2 separate regions of the Homo sapiens genome follow, and region 2 is linked to region 1. The links are chromatin loops, found by intact Hi-C in ENCODE. Cell type or tissue: MCF 10A. All regions are shown on one strand. Links, peaks and the distances in the headings refer to the core of each region. The heading gives the core; the rest is flanking DNA. Region 1 overlaps LOC105378771 (a long non-coding RNA gene). Region 2 overlaps ROR1 (receptor tyrosine kinase like orphan receptor 1).

Region 1 (9,219 bases), core at 603-8,602:
GGGAAGGCAGCCCAGATAGCACCAAGAGGGCAGGTGAAGGTGAATACAGGGACAGCCAGGCAGTGGCCAGCCAGGATGCTGAGTTACACAGGGGACCGAGACATCATGGGATTAAATTGGCAAGATGTAAACTGGTTCTGCTCCCACCGAGGGAGATGGCGACCGTCAGTGGGAATGGAATGAAGCACACACTTGCTGGCCCAGGCTAATCTCTGCTGAGTTTTTGTGAAACTCAAAAATTCTTATGTGTGGGACTCATGCATAATCTGCTGAAGTTCTAAAAACCACAGGATGAATGCATAGTTCGTGCTATTTGCCGGGAACTTTCTAATTTTCAAAACCTTTTAAAGTGCCTTTTTAAGAAGTCCACTTTAGGAAGTCAGCAAGGAAAACCCAAGAGGGAACCAGAACTCTAGAAAGGGTGGAAATATTGTCAAATTTTCCTGAACATAGATTCTGCTTTGGCCAGTAAACAAGAAGTAGTAATTGGGTCATTTCTGTAAACAGTATTTATTCATAGGAAATCAGCATTTACTTATGACATTTGTTCATAGGAAATCCCCAGCCCCACTTAATAGCTGTTAAGTAAATAATTCAAAAATAATATCTGATAGCACAGCAAATGATTGGAGCCAGGGTGTGCCTCTGAGGGCAGGGATGTAGCTCATCTTGAGGGGGGCTTCCTCACAGACAGGCTCCAAGACTAAGATTCTAGTGCAAATGGTTTATTTAGGAAGTGGTCTCAGGCAACTCTTGTAGGGGAGTAGGGAGGCGAGGCAGGGTAGGGAAGGAGACCAGTGAAGAATGAATTTTTTAAATCACCTTACCATCTGGGAAGCTGGAGCTTAACTCCACTGGGGACACACTGGGAGCTAATGTCAAATACCTGCCTTAGAGTTTACCTGCCTGAGGAGTGGGGGAGCTAGAGCTGCCCTGGGGGTGTTAATTCTAAGACTTGTCTATTCTGTCTTGTACATGGGTATGGCAGGTTTCCTCCATTTAAAAAAAGAAAGGCCTTAAAGCAAAGACATATGGGTGCTGAGAGTCTGTTGGGCCAGTTAACCGCAAAATGAGAAGACCTGAGGGGGCATAGCAGCTCTGCCACCCTGCGGTATCACCAGCCCCTAGCACAGTGCCTGGCCACAACAGGCAGCCTGTATTTTTCCACTAAATGAATGAATCCACAACAGCACCCATTTTAGAATGGCCACAGTGAAGGCTGGAGAGGTAACCCAACACACAATAGCAGGGCACCCATGTGCAGGCATTTCTCCACATCCCAGGCTTTCCGATTTTACCTTTGTGCCAGGCACTGTGATAAGCACTTTCTATGGAAAGTTTGATTGAATCCTAAAAACAAGTAGTAGGTTAGAATAGGTCAAACTGGTTTAATACTTACAATTTCATATGCTTCTACCGTATACATGAATTAGGTCTTATTATTTTTTACATTGTACAGATGAAAACTCTGAGACATGAGAGAGTAAGCAACGTAATTATGGTCTCACAGACGGTGTTTCTCAAACTGTAATGTGCACTGGGGACCTTGTGTAAGTGCAGATTCCGATTCAGTAAGTCTGGGGACCATTTGAGATTCAGCATTTCTCCAAGTTCACAGGTGGTTCCTGCTGGATGGACCACATGCTTTGAGTAGGTGATTTGAGTTTATCTGACTCAACTCTAGAGCTGAGATGGGGATCAGGTAAGGAGACTACCAAACAAGCATCCTGTAATATGTTAATGTTTTTCATAAAGGAACTTTTCTTTGATCCAACTTTAGTGCCTACTATACATTGAGCATATGATAGGCACACATTTGCCAACCAGAAGACTCCAGGATCTTTCTCTTTCATCTCCCTCCCTCCCTTCCTTCCTTTCTTCCTTCCTTTTTTCATTCTTTTTCTCTTTCTCTTTTTTTTTGACTTCTCTTTTCCTTTGCTCATTATAAATTCATTAAATTTTTTTCAGATGCAAGTAATGCAAGTAGCAGAAACTGATTTTGGTTTAGTTGAGTCAAAAGGGTAATTAATTGGAAAATCTTCCAATGTGGGCTCACAAAATTTCCAGAAAGTCTGGAAGACCATGTTTGGAACAGAGGCTAGAGCCAAGGTGTATTAGTCAGGGTTCCGTAGAGGGACAGAACTAATAGGATAGATGTATATATAAAGGAGAGTTTATTAAGGAGTATTGACTCACACAATCACAAGGTGAGGTCTCACAATAGACCATCTGCAGGCAGAGGAGCAAGGACACCAGTCTGAGTCCCAAAGGTGAAGAACTTGGAGTCCAATGTTTGAGGGCAGGAAGCATTCAGTGCAGGAGAAGGATGTAGGCCAGAAGACTAAACCAGTCTACTCTTTCCATGTTCTTTTGCCTGCTTTTATTCTGGCTGCGCTGGCAGCTGATTAGATTTTGCCACCCAGATTAAGGTGGGTCTGACCTTCCCAGTCCACTGACTCAAATGTTAATCTCCTTTGGCAACACCGTCACAGACACACCTAGGAACAGTACTCGGCATCCTTCAATCCAATCAAGTTGACACTCAATATTAACCATTACAATATTACAATATTAACCATTACACAAGACAACTCCAGAGGGCCAAGACGCTTGGAGATGCTGGAGCCCCAACTTTCACTGCCTGGAAGGTGCTATGTCTGGGGCATGGCCTCCTGATGGAAGCATGGACTCTCCAGCCAAGCTTATCCCTGGGTCTGTGCCCTTCACCCCCACAACTGCTACTATAAAATAACTGTAATGACCTTTCAAGTTTCACCATCCCCTCATGAGTCAAAGAGTATTCAACTGGCTGATGTTGGCTTACATGCCAGGTTCGTGGCTGCCAGGAGACCAGGAGAAGGAGGCAGGGCACTGTCCCTTCAAGCTACCCACAACAGGTGTTCCCCTAATGGAAAGGAAGATTGATGCTAGACAGTACAACCTGCAAATGTCCATCACAGCTATGCTGACTAGTTTCTTTGATTCTGCCTTCTAGAAAAAAAAAAAAAAAAACTCAGCTGCCCTGCAATTACCAAGAACCTCAAAGAAAAAAGTGAAAAGCACAGCCTGAGAGTCTGAGAGCCTAATGACCTTGATTTAAACAATGTCAGGCATTTAATTCTGCTCAGCTACAGGAAAAAGAGGAAAAGGGAAAAAATAGTTTTTACCCTGATTTTAGAATCTGCTGATGAAAATTTTGAAGCACTTCTTGATGACGAAACCAAATGTGGCTTTCTGCAGCTTGCCACCAGCTGAGAGACATATAGAAAATCTCCCTCTCTTAGCCAGGCGCGGTGGTTCATGCCTGTAATCCTAGCAGTTTGTCTGGGAGGCCAAGGCGGATGGATTGCTTGAGCTCAGGAGTTTGAGACCAGCTTGGGCAACATAGTGAGACCTCGTCTCAAACAAAAAAAAAAATTAAAAGAAAATCTCCCTCTGGAGCTCCCTTCCTTTCATGCTTTAATTAATTTCCACATACATGTATTCAATGAACATTTATTGTGTAACTACTCTGTCTCCAGACCTGTGCTAGGTGCAGAGGAAACAATGATGAAAAATAGAGTTCCTTAGGAGAAGCTCTGATGGAGTGAAATTGTAGGATATGAATATGATACAATGAAAGTAAGAGTTGCTGTAAAATTAGTCCTGGAGGGCCCTGAGAATTGGGGAAAGATTTTTATTTAGGTGAGTAAATCGAGCCTGCCACCGGCTGGTAGATTTACTGTTGAAAACAAAATGTTCTTAGCTACAAAAGCAGCTGAATATTTTAAAGGCAAAAAGCTTCCACGCCCTAGCCTTATAGAACAAGTCACCTTCCATTTGTCACCAGTAGAAGGCGACAACACGATGGATTAAAGCTGGTCCTTAGCGAAGGAAACCAACAGGCAACATCTGACTTCTGATGTAAGAGCTGGAAAAATAGTCTGGCAGTAAAATCTTTTCTTTCTTGCTTGCTTGCTTTTTTTTTTTTTCCTTGTACAAAGCTATTTCAAAACTTTACAATCTGTTCTCAGGGAGTAGGCCCTTATGTTATTGAGGAAGGAAATTCACATAAAGAAATCAGGTCCAGTGTAAAATCAATGGGACTTAAGCTACAATAAAAGTCTAGGGGACCAAAAACCTAACAAAAATATTCCTCACTGTTAAGATATAATGTGTCTCTATGCACCAATTGATTAACAGTATTTATAGAGCAACTACTTGGTGGCATTCTAGGGACTCAGGGGTGTTTAAAAAAGGTAATCCTTCAAGAGAGATATGAATTTCAATTTTTTTTTTCTTTTAAGCACATGACATTTTTATTTTGGGCTGTACTTTATAAGGTATGAAAAGTAAATGGGATTTGCAATCACCATTTCTGCAATGTACCTTTGGGCTGCTGGTTTATACAAACACCTCCATACTAAAAAAAAAAATGCAAAATTAATTCTGTAGTTGAGTCATCTTATTAATCAACCAATTAATCAATACTGCATAAGCACTCATGTGTTGGGATACCGAGGTTTCAAAGGCACGTTTTCTGTTCAGAAGGAAATTGTGATCCAGCTAGAGAAGAAAAACATAGGAACAAACATGCTATTTAATAACAAGTAAAGGGCCTGGCGCGGTGGCTCACACCTGTAATCCCAGCACTTTGGGAAGCCAAGGTTGGTGGATCACTTGAGGTCAGGAGTTCAAGACCAGCCTGGCCAATATGGTGATGGACTGAGACTGACTCAAAAAAAAAAAAAAAAAAAAGAGATAAATAATATGAGGATTGCCACTTAAAAGGCACTCCAACATATTGCAAACTCTGTGAGACCAGAGACCATGTTGACTTGTTCATCAAACACCTTTTCAAAGAGCTGGCATTTAGCATAAGTTCTAAGCATATTTACAGAGTCAATGAATCAACACACAAATGAATAAATACCATCTAAAGGGTAAAGAATAATTCATTAATGAAATAATATGAGGGCCAGGCATGGTGACTTACACCTGTAGTCCCAGCACTTTGGGAGGCCGAGGCAGGTGGATCGCTTGAGGTCTGAAGTTCGAGACCAGCCTCGCCAACATGGCAAAGCCCCATCTCTACTAAAAATACAAAAATTAGCCAGGCATGGTGGTGGGTGCCTGTCAATCCCAGCTACTCGGGAGGCTGAGGCAGGAGAATTGCTTGAACCTGGGAGGCAGAGGTTGCAGTGAGCAGAGATCCTGCTACTGCACTCCAGCCTGAGTGACACAGCGAGACTCTGCCTCAAAAACAAAAAACAAAAAACCACCAAGAAAAAGAACCAAGTGAGTGGTGGTTTGGATGGACAGTTGGGTGATGGAAGGCTGTCTAGAGCAGGGGGTGAAGCATGGGCTTTCAGATCAGGGGGTACCACCTGTGCTTGGGGATGACCCTGGGCAAGTCATCATCCTCACTGGGAAGCCAGTGGGGCTGGGTTTGATCCTGGATGCATGACCTAATCTCTGTGAGAATCTGAATAAGTTCACCATTCTGAGACTCAGGTTTCTTGTCAGTTCAGTGAAAATGATAGTAACAGTACCAACTTAATGGGGTTGTTGTGAGGATAATCTAGATAATCCATGGAAAGAATTTAACCCACTGTGTAGTACACGACTAGCTCTTATATTGATGGGGATTTCATTCCCTTTTCTGTAAACTGGGGATAACAATAGCCCACATTTAATAGGCCTCTTGTAAAGATTAAGTAATAAATGTAAACACATTTTACATTTATTACATATAAATAATGCATGAATGTAAATTGCCAAGCACAGTTCTTAGCATACAATAAGTATTCAAGAACTGCTGCTAGTGAAAGTAAAGACCGCTTATGCCAGGGTAGTCAGGGGAGGCTTCTTGGAGGAAAAGAGGCTTGAAGGATGAATCATCTTTGGAAAGAATACAGATGCAGGCATTCTAGCAGGGGCCCAGGCATATAAGCAAGTTATGGAGATAGAAATATGAAAGATGTGTGTTCGAGAAAAAACAGAATCCCTAAAGCAAGCACCTCATCAAATCAGAAACTTAGAAAGGCCATTAGACTTATGGATGGTCACACTTGCAGCAGCCAAAATTGAGACTGGGTCATGAGATGAATCACTTCAACAAGCCACTTCCCTCTCTGGGCCTCAGCTTCTGGGTTGGTAGAGTTAGACAGGAGTGGTTCCTCATCAGGGACTCTTTCAGTGCTAACATTCTGTAAATACAAGTTTGTTCCCACAGTACAGTGTGAGCACACATGTTTATGCAACCCCAGAGGACTTTAAAATTGATGTGTGAATGTCTTCAGTGCTTATACCATGGAGGCTAGGTTTCCTTCAAGCCATTCATTCATTCATCCATTTTTCTAAACATTTACTAAGCTCCTACTATGTGCAAACACTGTTATAGATGCCAGGGCTTTCTAAAACCAAGATCTGACTGCATCCCAGCCCTGCTTAGATACTTTCAATGACTTCTGGTTGACAAGTGCAAACTCCAGGCCACATAACCATGTCCTTCCCTATTGCCATGCCTTGCTTTTGTTCCTGCAGTTTCCTCTCTCTAGATTGTCCCTCCAAGTCATCTAGACTAGCCAGCATCTAACGATCCAGACTCCTTTAAAATTTTCCTTCCCTTCTGAAGCCGTCATAAAATCTGCTTGGTCCTTGTCCCTAACCCAGACTGGTGTAATGCTTTCTCTGTGCTCACACAGCACTTTGTATCACCTCTGGTTACTGTGCTTGGCACTTTTTCAGTTCATTGTTTGTGTGGCTTTCTTTCCTGCTAGATTTTCAATACAATGAGGCAGTGACAGTGTTTTATTCATCTTTGAAACCTCAGCACCTGGCGTACTGCTTGGCACATGAGCAATAATTAAACATTTGATGAATGAGTTTGTTGAAGCTTTAGAAGTGGATGGGAATGGTGATATGAATAATATGACAATAATAGTGACTATTTTATATCACGTACTTCTTACACATCAAATTCTGAGCCAAGTGCTCTACATTCATGATCTGTTTAGTTTTAATCCTCACAACATGCTGTGAGGTAGGGGCATAGGGGATTGGTGAGACACGGTGTCTCTGGAGTTAGAGAGGCCAGGGTTTGAATTCTGGCTCCATGAGTGCCTTGTACACTCTTGTACTTTGTGCCTTGCAGTAGGGAGCTTGGTTAAGGAGATGAGTGGGGCTAAATGCTCCCTGTGCTTACCAAACCAAGTACTCTGAAATGGGGCTGCACCTGCCCAGAGGAAAGCCGGTGCCTGCCCATAGGGTGCCCTTTTTGGAAGTGGACGAGAATGGTGATTTCATATTTGAAAAAGGGCATGCTATGGGCAGGCACTGGCCTTGTCTAGCTCCAACCCATGCCAGCCATGTGGCATTGCACAACTTACTTAACCTTGCTTTTTGCCTAGCCTTTCTCATCTTTATAATGAGATTATGACACCACTAACCTCACAGAGTTTTTGTTAGGGTTAGGCAGGATAATGCATGTGGTATGCTTGGCACTTGTCTCAGATACATATTCCATAGACGCTAGTTTTTATTATCTGTAGCAATAATAGCCCTATTTGCCAAATAAGCAAATTTAGAGAGAAAAGAGTTGGCTGAGAGCAGAATATGGGGGCACTCCTCCATTTAGAGGCAGCAGAAAGAACCAGGAGAGAGAAGGGCTGAAAACATTGTGCAAGGGTGAGTTAGAGGAGAGGCTGGTCAGGTGTCAGGAACTTCTGAAAGATTAAGCTGGAAAAAGCCTGCGAACAGTCCCTTGGAGCTGACAGTTAGAGATCACTAATGATCTTTGAATGAGAAGTATCATGACAGCAGTGGGAGAGGAAGCCAGATTGCTGTGGGCTAAGGTGTCAATGAGTGGTAAGGCAGAAAGAGTAACTCTGACCTATTCATCAGAAATTAACTTGTGAAGTGCTTGTTTCTGTGCCCCCAAATTCATATGTTGACATCCCCAACCCTAAGGTGATGGTATTAGGAGGTGGGGCATTTGGGAGTGATTGGGTCATGAGGTTGGAACCCTCATGGATGAAATTAGTGCCCTCATAAAAGAAGCCTGAGGCTGGGCGTAGTAGCTTATGCCTGTAATCCCAGCTACTCGGGAGGCTGAGGCAGGCGAATCACTTGAACCTGGGGAAGCAGAGGTTGCAGTGAGCTGAGATAGCACCACTTCACTCCAGCATGGGTGAAAGAGCAAAACTCCATCTTAAAAAAAAAAAAAAAAAAAAAAAAGAAGCCTGAGACAGACCTTTTGCCCCTTCTGCCATGTGGAAGGTGCTGTCTATGAGCCGAAAATTGGGCCCCTACCAGATACTGAATCTGCCTTGATCTTGGACTTTTTCAGCCTCCAGAACTGTAAGAAATAAATTCTTGTTGTTTATAAGCTACTTGGTTATGATATTTTTTATAGAATCCCAACCAGACTAAGACACGAAGGGTCAGAGGCAAATAGGTCAGTTGCTTTAGGAGGATTCAAATTGATAAACACCTTCCACATACTTTATTTCTTTTTTTAAAATTTTATCCACATGCTTTATTTTAGGTAATAGGTATCCCCTTCAAAGGGCCAGATCAAGGGAGCTCCAGGGAGACATGGACCCCTGCCTGAACCCCATATCTATCTGTGGAATCTGGGTATCTCTCCATCTCTCCAGACTCCTGGGATGATAAGGAGGATGATTTATCTCAGCTACTCAAACACTGAATGGGACTATCTTGTATTTAAGGAGAGAAGAAAGTTGAATGTATTTTTTTTAGGCAGAGTACAGTCAACAGAATACAAAGCGATAGAAGGATGAGGTCAAGGACCCAGGTGGATGGATTCATCCTGGTGGATGGTGGGGATGGAGAATGCAAGGGAGAAGACAAATAGACAAGTCAAGGATGCAGCAGAAGGAAGATGAAGGACTCTCTGATGGTCTTTCTTGGAACAGAAAAATGTAAGGTCTGCGGAGAGTGCAGGGACCAAAAGGTGAAGGGCCGTGCATTGGTCAGGACAGGTTAAATGCTGCAACAAAAAATCCCTAAGTTTTAGTGGCTTCCCATAATGAAAATTTATTTCTTTTCATATCAAGTCCAGACAACGTAGGGTTGGCAGGAGCCTCTGCTCCATGCAGTGATAAGGATCCAGGATCCATCCATTTTATGGCTCCCTCATTTTGTGGGGCCTCAAAGTCCTTTTCTGAACCTTCTTCATCTGTTGGCAAAAGCAGGAAGAAAGAAAACATGGAGGAT
Region 2 (9,219 bases), core at 409-8,408, 470 kb after region 1:
TAATAGGATTTGGAATTCCTTAAATGCTAAAAATTCAGTGTATATATTCTGTATTCAGCAAAACCACTGATCTCTTGCTGAGTGTGAATTTTTATCATTAAAAACAAGCAAACAACAAAAAAAAAACCCTACAAATCCTGAAGACCATAGAGTTCACACAGTAGCCTGGAGGATGGGCAGGGTAGGGATTCAACTCTTTTGACATCCCAGCTTCTAGCTAGCTGATTTACATATATTATAGCATTTTATATAATATCACATTTAATCCTTACTACTTAGTGCTACTATAAAAGTAGTGAAAGCAAATGGATGGGGGTTAATATTGCTACACATTCACCTAGTTGACCTGGCAGATACTTTTACCTAGCTCATGACTTCAAGCTTCTAGTGTAAGAGTCATTGTTCCATGAGACTCTTTCCCTTTCATTTCTGTTGGTAAATGTTGAGAAGTCTTAGAAACACCAGAACTCTGGGCGGGGGAGAGACCTAGATCATTTTGGTTACAGCAGACGGCAGTTTGGTGCAGTAGCCACCATCCTGGAAAGATGTACTCCTCATTGCCAGGGCAGGAACCATGGAAGAATCATTTCCATTTTTAGAAATTATCAATTTTGTGGGTTAGCCTTAATCTGCAATTGAATTACATTTTTAGTGGAGGTTTGTTTTATATCACATGATCTCCAACAGAAATTCCAGAGAGCTTTGTGGCATAAATAGAAAAAAGGCTAATATATATATCGATGAATACAAACTGTCAAGAACAATACCAGGAGCTTTTACATCCATTATCACACTTAATCCTCACAGCTATTATATAAGGCAGGTATTATTATTACTATTGTACAACCAGGGTAATTGAGACACAAACAGACTAAGTAACTTCCCCAAGGTCCAAGAGCTAGTTATTAGAAGCAATAAAATGTGAATACAGGATCTTTCACCTTTTCTAAATAGAGCTGGCCCTTGCTCTTGCAGAATCCGTGATAACTTTTTCACAGAACAGATCAAGTTGGGAAGGAGGAGGGAGGGTTAGGCAAGCAACTGAGTGTGATCCCATTTGGTCAGTTTGTGCTTCAGAGTAACCACAGGCATTCTCCTGGCTTCTGACAAATATTTAAGGGGCCTGCATGGCAGTCTCTGAATGATGTAGCCCTAGCCCTGCCAGGGACATGTACAATTTGGCTAGAGCAATAATAGTTCCCCATCCTTCATGGTCAGAGACAAATGTGAAATATACTGGCATGAGTTTTCCCAGAGACTGGGTGAAGTAAACATTGTTTTCATAGTTTCTGGATCATTTCTGAGGTGTGCCTTGCTAAATCTCCCAGTGTCAAGATTTGTCCACTATGAGGCTTAGAGCTTAGCCTTAAACTCCTGAACCAGAGAAGTAGAAATGGCTTAAATATTTGAATGGGTTGGGGAGGGGAAAGGAAACAACAAAAACAAATGCTAACTTTTTTTTTTCTTACACTTCTAAGGGACTTGGCTCCGATCAAATTTGAGTTATTCAATTGTTTGTTTTGGTTCTTACTGAGTGCCTTTCCTGGAAAAAGCACAAAGGACTCTGTAGACCTTAAAGAAAATTCCTAAATGTAAACAGAAAATCTCTAAAACTGCTTTGGAAGGTCACTGACACATAAATATTACATGTACCTATAAAATCTAAAAGGAAAGGACACACATAAGAAAGAAACAAAGAAAAGTCCTGAAAACAAACACTCCACCAGAGCAAAATCAAAAGAATATTTGGAGGCGAGGATGAAAAAGGAATGAAGGATAGAAGCCAGTCTGCCCTAGCCTTATTCTTTTTTCCCCTTGGCCAATTCAAAAGTCAGAGACTCTAGGGTTCTTATTTATCCAAATGAATGTGCCCTTCAGGGTTTAAACTCTCTGCTTCCATCTCTCTTCACTTGCTGAGCCGCTAAAATTCTCCTGAGTGTTTGGATTGAGAAGAAGAGGCTCCTGTGGGAGATTAGAAACTGATACCCTTGAGAGAGGACAATAGGGAGCTGCCGACAGACTGGCTGACGAGGCCCGGCTTGGGTCCCCAGAGAGGTAGGACAGTGCAGTTGGAAGTAAAAGCTTTTGATGAGCCATGAGTTTCCTTCTGATCTGTGGGCAAAGGAAGCCAGTGGACCAGAGAGGCACCTTAACGCCGAACAATCAGGAAGATGGAGATGTCCTGGCTCCCATGCCAACTGCTCTGTGACTCTGAGAAGCCATCTAGCTTTTTGCAGTTCAATTTTCTCAGCTGTTCAGGAGAAGAAGTAGACTGCATTCAAGTATAAGACTGTTTATTTTCCTGTTATTTTGTTTAGCCAAAGATTTGAAGCCATTCAATCCTCTAACGAGTACTGTAGTGTTGCCTAAACTAAGCAGGATTTTCTATATTGCATTACAAATTTTACAATCTGAGTGAGGTTGTTTTTTCTTCTTTTAGTACAGCAGAAATTGAACCTTCTCAGAGGAGCCTGGAAACTCTAAATTCCCTTCTCTGTTTCTTTTCCTTTGCTTCTCCTTCCCTTGCCCCTACATCCCCTGCCAGGTATGACTCTGGAAAACAGCATTCTGTAAGCTTGCTTGGGTAAGGGAGAGAAGCTGTGGTATGTGCTACTGTGGGAGCAGGGAGGGGGCAGAGTCTCCCCTTCAAGAACAGGATGGGTCCCATTCAGCCCAGGCCTCCTGGCTCCTCACCTGCCTGGAGGTTAGGCAGACAGAGAGGTTAAAAGATGGAGGAGTCTGAGGGGCATGGTTGCTCACACCTGTAATCTCAGCATTTGAGGAAACCAAGCTGGACAGATCGCTTGAGCCCAGGAGTTCAAGACCAGCCTGGGCAACATGGGGAAACCCCATCTCTACAAACACACACACACACACACACACACACACACACACACACACACACAATTCGCCAGGCATGGTGGTGCATCTCTATACTCAGAGCTACTCGGGAGGCTGAGGTGGGAGGATTACTTGAGCCTGGGAATTTGAGGCTGCAGTGAGCTAAGATCATGCCACTGCACTCCAGCCTAGGCAACAGAGTGAGACTCATCTCAAAAAAAGAAAAAAAGATGGAGGAGTCTGAGAATGGGGGCGAGGAAGAGTCAAGGCAGGCCAGGGGTGTGAGATGCAGCCAAAGCCTGGACAGCCCCCATGAGTCGAACTCCTGCAGCTCCTGGCTGATGTAAGGAACATCGCAGGGGAAAGAAAGCAAGACTGGCCCAGCTTTCCAAAGCTGATGGCTGTGTTTTACTTCTCAATTTACCCTCATCTCTTGCCAGCTTCTCTCCTTTTTCACTTCCAGACAATTCATCTCTCCGTTTTCCTTTCCAGCCAAAGTAGTTGCTGAATATACTGAAATTTGATTACATTCTCTGGCCCTGTCCCTTTTGCCAGCAACATGCTTCCATCTAAAAGCCCTGCTGGAGTCTGGCTACCCTTTTTAATTTGCTGTTCTTACCAAATGTCACCACACTTCATGCTAAAATATCCTCGATAATTTTTCCACTCACTCCTTAAAGCTATTGTCTCCCAACACTTCTGAGCTCACCATTCTATTAACATGGGCCTCTTGGGAAGCACCAGTGATGTTATTTAATCCAGTGACCTTTGCCAAGTCTTCCTCCCCTTTAATTTCTCTGGAGCCTTTGATATTCTTAACCACCATCCTGAAATATATTTTTTTTTCCCCTTGACTTTCCTCCTATCTGCTTCCCACACTTCCTTCACTAGTTCTTTTAATTCCCTTAATGGGAGCATCCTCTGACATTCTTTTCCTCTCTCATTCTCTTGAGCTGATTTCATCCTCTGGCATTGCTCTAGCTCCCCCTTGAGTGTAATGATTTCCCAACCTGGAAGGCCCAGTTTCAAGTTATAAAATTCTTGCCACCAAAATCCTGCCACCCAAAAGTCCATACTATCGGGGCCTAGCTTACCTTTCCAGCCACACTTTTCTCTTAGTTTATTTCTGGAAAGTAGTCTGATACACTTCAAAGAGCAAGAGTGTAGAGACAAAGAGATATGATTACAAATCTTGGCTCTGCTGTCAACTGGCCACAAGATCTTAAGCAAATAACTAACTTCTCTGAACCTTTTATTTTCTCATCCATAAGGCAAGGATAAGAATAGTACTTAAAAGGGATATTTTTTACACTTTGAGATAGCATGTCTGGCACCTCACAGGTACTTAATAACCAGAAATTACTATTATTGTTATAACTGATGAGTACAGATCTTTTTTTTAACTTTTATTTTAAGTTAAGGTGTACAAGGGCAGGTTTGTTATGTAGGTAAACTTGTGTCATGGGAGTTTGTTGTACAGATTATTTGATCACCCAGGTATTAAGCCCAGTACTCATTAGTTATTTTTCCTGATCCTCTCCCTCCTCCCAAGCTCCACCCTCTGAAAGGCCCCAGGGTGTGTTGTTCCCCTCTGTGTGTCTATGAGAACAACATTTAGCTCTCACTTAAAAGTGAGAACATGCGGTACTTAGTTTTCTGTTCCTGTGTTACTTTGCTAAGGATAATGGTCTCCAGCTCCATCCATGTCCCTGCAAAGGATGTGATCTTATTCTTTTTTATGTCCACATAGTATTCCATGGAGTATATTGTATGTACCACATTTTCTTTATCCAGTCTATCACTGATGGGCCTTTAGGTTGATTCCATGTCTTTGCTGTTGTGAATAGTGCTGCAGTGAACGTATATGTGCATGTGTCCTTATAATAAAATCAGTTATATTCCTTTGGGTATATACCCAGGATTTAAATTGCTAGGTCAAATGCTATTTCTGTCTTTAGATATTTTAGGTTTCCACAATGGCTGAACTAATTTACACTCCCATCAACAGTGTATAAGCGTTCCTTTTTCTCTGCAACCTCGCCAGAATCTGTTGTTTTTTGACCTTTTAATAATGGCCATTCTGACTGGTGTGAGATGGTGTCTCATTGTGGTTTTGATTTGCATTTCTCTAATAATCAGTGATGTTGAGCTTTTTTTCATATGTTTGTTGGCCACACGTATGTCTTCTTTTGAAAAGTGTCTGTTCATGTCCTTTTTATGGGGTTGTTTTTCTTTAAATTCCTTAGAAATGCTGGATATAAGACTTTCACCGGATGCATAGTTTGCAAAATTTTTCTCCCATTCTGTAGGTTGTGTTACTCTGTTGATAGTTTCTTTTGCTGTGCAGAAACTCTTTAGTTTAATAAGATCCCATTTGTCAATTTTTGCTCTGGTTTTGATTGCTTTTGGTGTCTTCGTCATGAAATCTTTGCCTGTGCCTATATCCTGAATGGTATTGCCTATGTTGTCTTCCAGGATTTTTATAATTTCGGGTTTTACTTTTTTTTTTTTTTTTTTTTTGAGATGGAATCTCGCTTTGTCACCCAGGCTGAAGTGCAGTGGTGTGATCTCAGCTCACTGCAACCTCCACCTCCTGGGTTTAAGCAATTATCATGCCTCAGCCTCCTGAGTAGCTGGGACTACAGGCATGTACCACCACACGTGGCTAATTTTTGTCTTTCTTCATAGAGATGAGGTTTTGCCATATTTCCCAGGCTGGTCTCAAACTCCTGGCCTCAAGTGATTCACCTGCCTTGGCCTCCCAAAGTGCTGGGATTACAGGCATGAGCCACTAGGGTTTTACATTTAAGTCTTTCATCCATCTTGAATTAATTTTTGTACATAGTATAAGGAAAGGGTCCAGTTTCAATCTTCTGCATATAGCTAGCCAGTTATCCCAGAACCATTTATTTTACTAGGGAATTCTTTCCCCACTGCTTGCTTTTGTCAGGTTTGTTAAAGATCAGGTAGTTGTAGGTGTGCAATCTAATTTCCGAGTTCTCTATTCTGTTCCATTGTTCTATGTGTCTGTTTCTGCACCAGTACCATGCTCTTTTGGTTACTGTAGCCCTGTAGTATAGTTTGAAGTCAGCTAGCATGATGCCTCCAGCTTTGTTCTTTTTTCTTGGCTATTTGGGCTCTTTTTTAGTTCCATGTGAATTTTTAAATAGTTTTCTCTAGTTCTGTGAAGAATATCAATGGTAGTTGAGTAGGAATAGCATTTAATCTGTAAATTGCTTTGGGCAGTATGGCCATTTTAATGATATTGATTCTTCCAATCTATGAGCATGGAATGTTTTTTCATTTGTTTGTGTCATCTCTGATTTCTTTGAGCAGTGTTTTGACTACAGCTCTTTTAATGAAGCAAATGCTGTGCAAACATAGATTAATGAAGCAAATGCTGTGCAAACATAGGATACTGTGGGCTGGGGAGGAAGCTATAGGATCCAGCAATGCACAGCATTAACTGGGGTGAGGACACAGGCAAGAGAATCCCAGCAAAGATTATAGAGGTAGCTCTTTGGACAGCTCTCGTATTCCTTGTGTCCATCCTGTTAGCATACATTCTCCTGCCCCACACCCTGCTCACATCCTGGATAAAATCCATCAGGGTGGAGAAGGTCTGACAGTGAGGGCTGGGAGGCTGCCCGGTACATAACCTCAGCTTAAACCAATGTCTATAGAAACTCTACTTCTGGGAAAAACAAGTCCTATAAATGACTATATTATAAATTGGCATCATAAACGGACTAAAGTACTTCAATATCTCAATAGAATCTTTGTAATAACCCTATGAAGTAGGTACTAATTTAAGTCTGATTTTTAGGATGAGAAAACTGAGGCTTCAGATTCAGAATTGGCCCAAAGTCACAAATTATTAAGTGACAGAGCCAAACTTGAACCCAGGTCTGCTCAGGTGCAGAGCCCAGTGCTTTTCTATTTGCCTCTACTGCCTTTATTTTCAGGCTGACTGAAATATATGAGCCCAAGTTATGAGCACGTGATGGCTCAAGCTGACATTAAAATTACTGGCATCTGTTCTGTCTATTTCCAGGCAGAATAGAACCTCTCCCATTGGCATTATAAAGTAACTCAACCACAGAATCAACCCTGCTCACCACCAAACATTCAAGCTAACTATCAGAAAGTTACGTTATAGAGAAAAGAAATGCTTCTGAAGTTAAATCACTTCCAGAGAAATGCAGCTGAACTCCAAGCAAGTGTGGCAAAATATTGGTTGAAACTCCCTCTAGAACTTGATTGCATAAGCCAGAAGGCACTTAATCCAGCTGTAGTCTTTGAAAATGTCCATAACCTCCCAAAACAAAATGGCTGTGGCCTCTAAGCTTTTAAAATGTAATCATTTCCATTTATGAGTAGAGTCAATTGTTTCATAATTCTAACACTGTTTACCTAAGAACCAGTAAAATGCACAAGAAAGGAAAATAGGTTTTGGAGTCAAGCAGATCCATGTCAACAGCCAAGTCTAGGTACTAAGAAATCTTACATCTATATACTCTCCAGGGCTCTCATGCTCAATTCAGGTGAAGGTTGCCATGGACAGGTTTTGTTCATCTATCCCAGTCAACTAGCTAGCAGAGACAACAGAGCATCAACGGAGTGAGGTCTAACTCAAAAACCAGAGAGCTCTTATACCTTGAGCATTTCACTTTTGCATCAATGGTCCTCATGCTTTTAAAATGTAGAGTCCTTTGAGGATCAGATGGAAAGTCTGCCTCCTCTTCCCAGAAAGCTCTGCAACTTTGGTGTCAGACATTCTTGGATTTGAATCTTGGCATCACCACTTAATAGTTGTGCTTCTTTAGGCAGGCTACTTAACCACTGAATGCCTTATGTCCTTATCCATAAAATGGGGGCAGTCGTAATATGAATCTCACAGAATTGTGATAAGGATTAAATGGGTTGATGCATTAAGCACTTTATGTCCGAGAGCAGACAAGGAGTATAGTGTGGTCATTAGCAAGGCAGGCTCTGGTGTCTGAATTGACCACCTACCAGCTGTGAGACCACTTAACTGACCTGTTCTTTGGTTTTTCCATTTGTAAAATAGGTGTGAGTCATAGTTACCAATCTCATGGGGTTAGTGTGAGGATGAAAGGAGCTAATATGTGTAAAGTACTTACAGCCTAACATATAAGCATTCAAAAAATCATAGCCATTATTAGGATCTCAGTGTCTGGCACATGGCAGATATTTAATAAATGGTAGGTATTGTTAAATTCAGATTACAGATATCTAGGATAGGAGCCATGTCTTCTCTCTTCATGGTTCTTTCATGGCCCCTCATATAGTAGTCTGTATGTATATTCTTCAGTATATTGTATATACAGTATCAGTTGACTGACTGATGCAACTAGCTATTAAAATATATCCTAAATGATTGGCTCTAATTGAAACTAAAGGAAACTGGTGATATGGCCCAAGCTATGACTACAAGTAGTCATGTAGTATATAAACCTAATAAATGCTGGTTAATGGTTCTTATATTTTTCTCTACCTGATATTTCCAAAGCATCTTTTCAAGCAAGAGTATTGTTTTCTCTCAGTTGGATAAGTTTAAATTGCCCAACTAGGTTCATCAGACACATTGTGGTCATTCATCATGCAGAGAGAAGGGACCCAGATCACTAAGGAATTGACTGATCCAGAAAACTACATCCATTTATTCCAGGGGCTCTCAAAGTGAGGCCTCTAGGCCAGCAGGAGTCTCCTCAACTGAGAACTGTCAGAAATGGACAATCTCAGACCCACATAGGAACTCTTGAGGTGGAGCCCAGCAATCCCAGCAATCTGTGCTTTAACAAGTGGCACTGATGCCTGCTCTGATGTAGACTATGCTGGTCAGTACTTGAGATTCAGGAAGCAAGTCAGCCCATAGGGAATACCAATCTCAGAGAAAACTGTGCTTCCAAAGAGAAAAAGGACCTGGGATAGCCCTCCTATTACCAAAAATACTCCTCTAATTTTAGTAGGGCCAGGGTCTGCTCATCATTCCTCTGATGGGGTGTATTAGTCTGTTTGAACACTGCTGATAAAGACATACCTGAGAATGGAAAGAAAAAGAGGTTTAATGGACTTACAGTTCCACATGGCTGGGGAGGCCTCACAATCATGGCAGAAGGCAAGGAGGACCAAGTCACATCTTATGTGGATGGCAGCAGACAAAGAGAGAGCTTGTGCGGGGAAACTCCCCCTTATAGAACCATCAGCTCTCATGAGACTTATTCACTATCACGAGAACAGCATGGGAAAGACCTGCCCCCATGATTCAATAACCTCCCACTGGGTCCCTCCCACACCATATGGGAATTCAAGATGAGATTTGGGTGGGGACACTGCCAAACCATATCATTTGAC

What was found. A loop is a pair of places that touch in the nucleus more often than their neighbours do. Peaks named below come from ENCODE experiments on the same cell type or tissue, not always from the same donor. Only the 100,000 strongest peaks of a DNase experiment are listed, where the experiment ranks them.
Region 2: it touches region 1 in a loop (12-fold over the local background); 9 of 110 quality-filtered maps call a loop at or near these places.

The regions. Positions count from the first base shown.
Region 1 is chr1:63,688,278-63,697,496 of GRCh38, forward strand. The region is part of intron 1 of LOC105378771 (a long non-coding RNA gene); the gene reads left to right. Among named protein-coding and RNA genes, the nearest start is that of ROR1, 81 kb to the right of the region's middle. In MCF 10A, for the core only: a CTCF peak has its summit at 3,833 (motif pointing right); a DNase peak (open chromatin) is centred at 3,854.
Region 2 is chr1:64,160,362-64,169,580 of GRCh38, forward strand. All of the region lies in intron 8 of ROR1 (receptor tyrosine kinase like orphan receptor 1), which reads left to right. Among named protein-coding and RNA genes, the nearest start is that of UBE2U, 39 kb to the right of the region's middle. In MCF 10A, for the core only: a CTCF peak has its summit at 3,865; no DNase peak of the experiment used is centred there.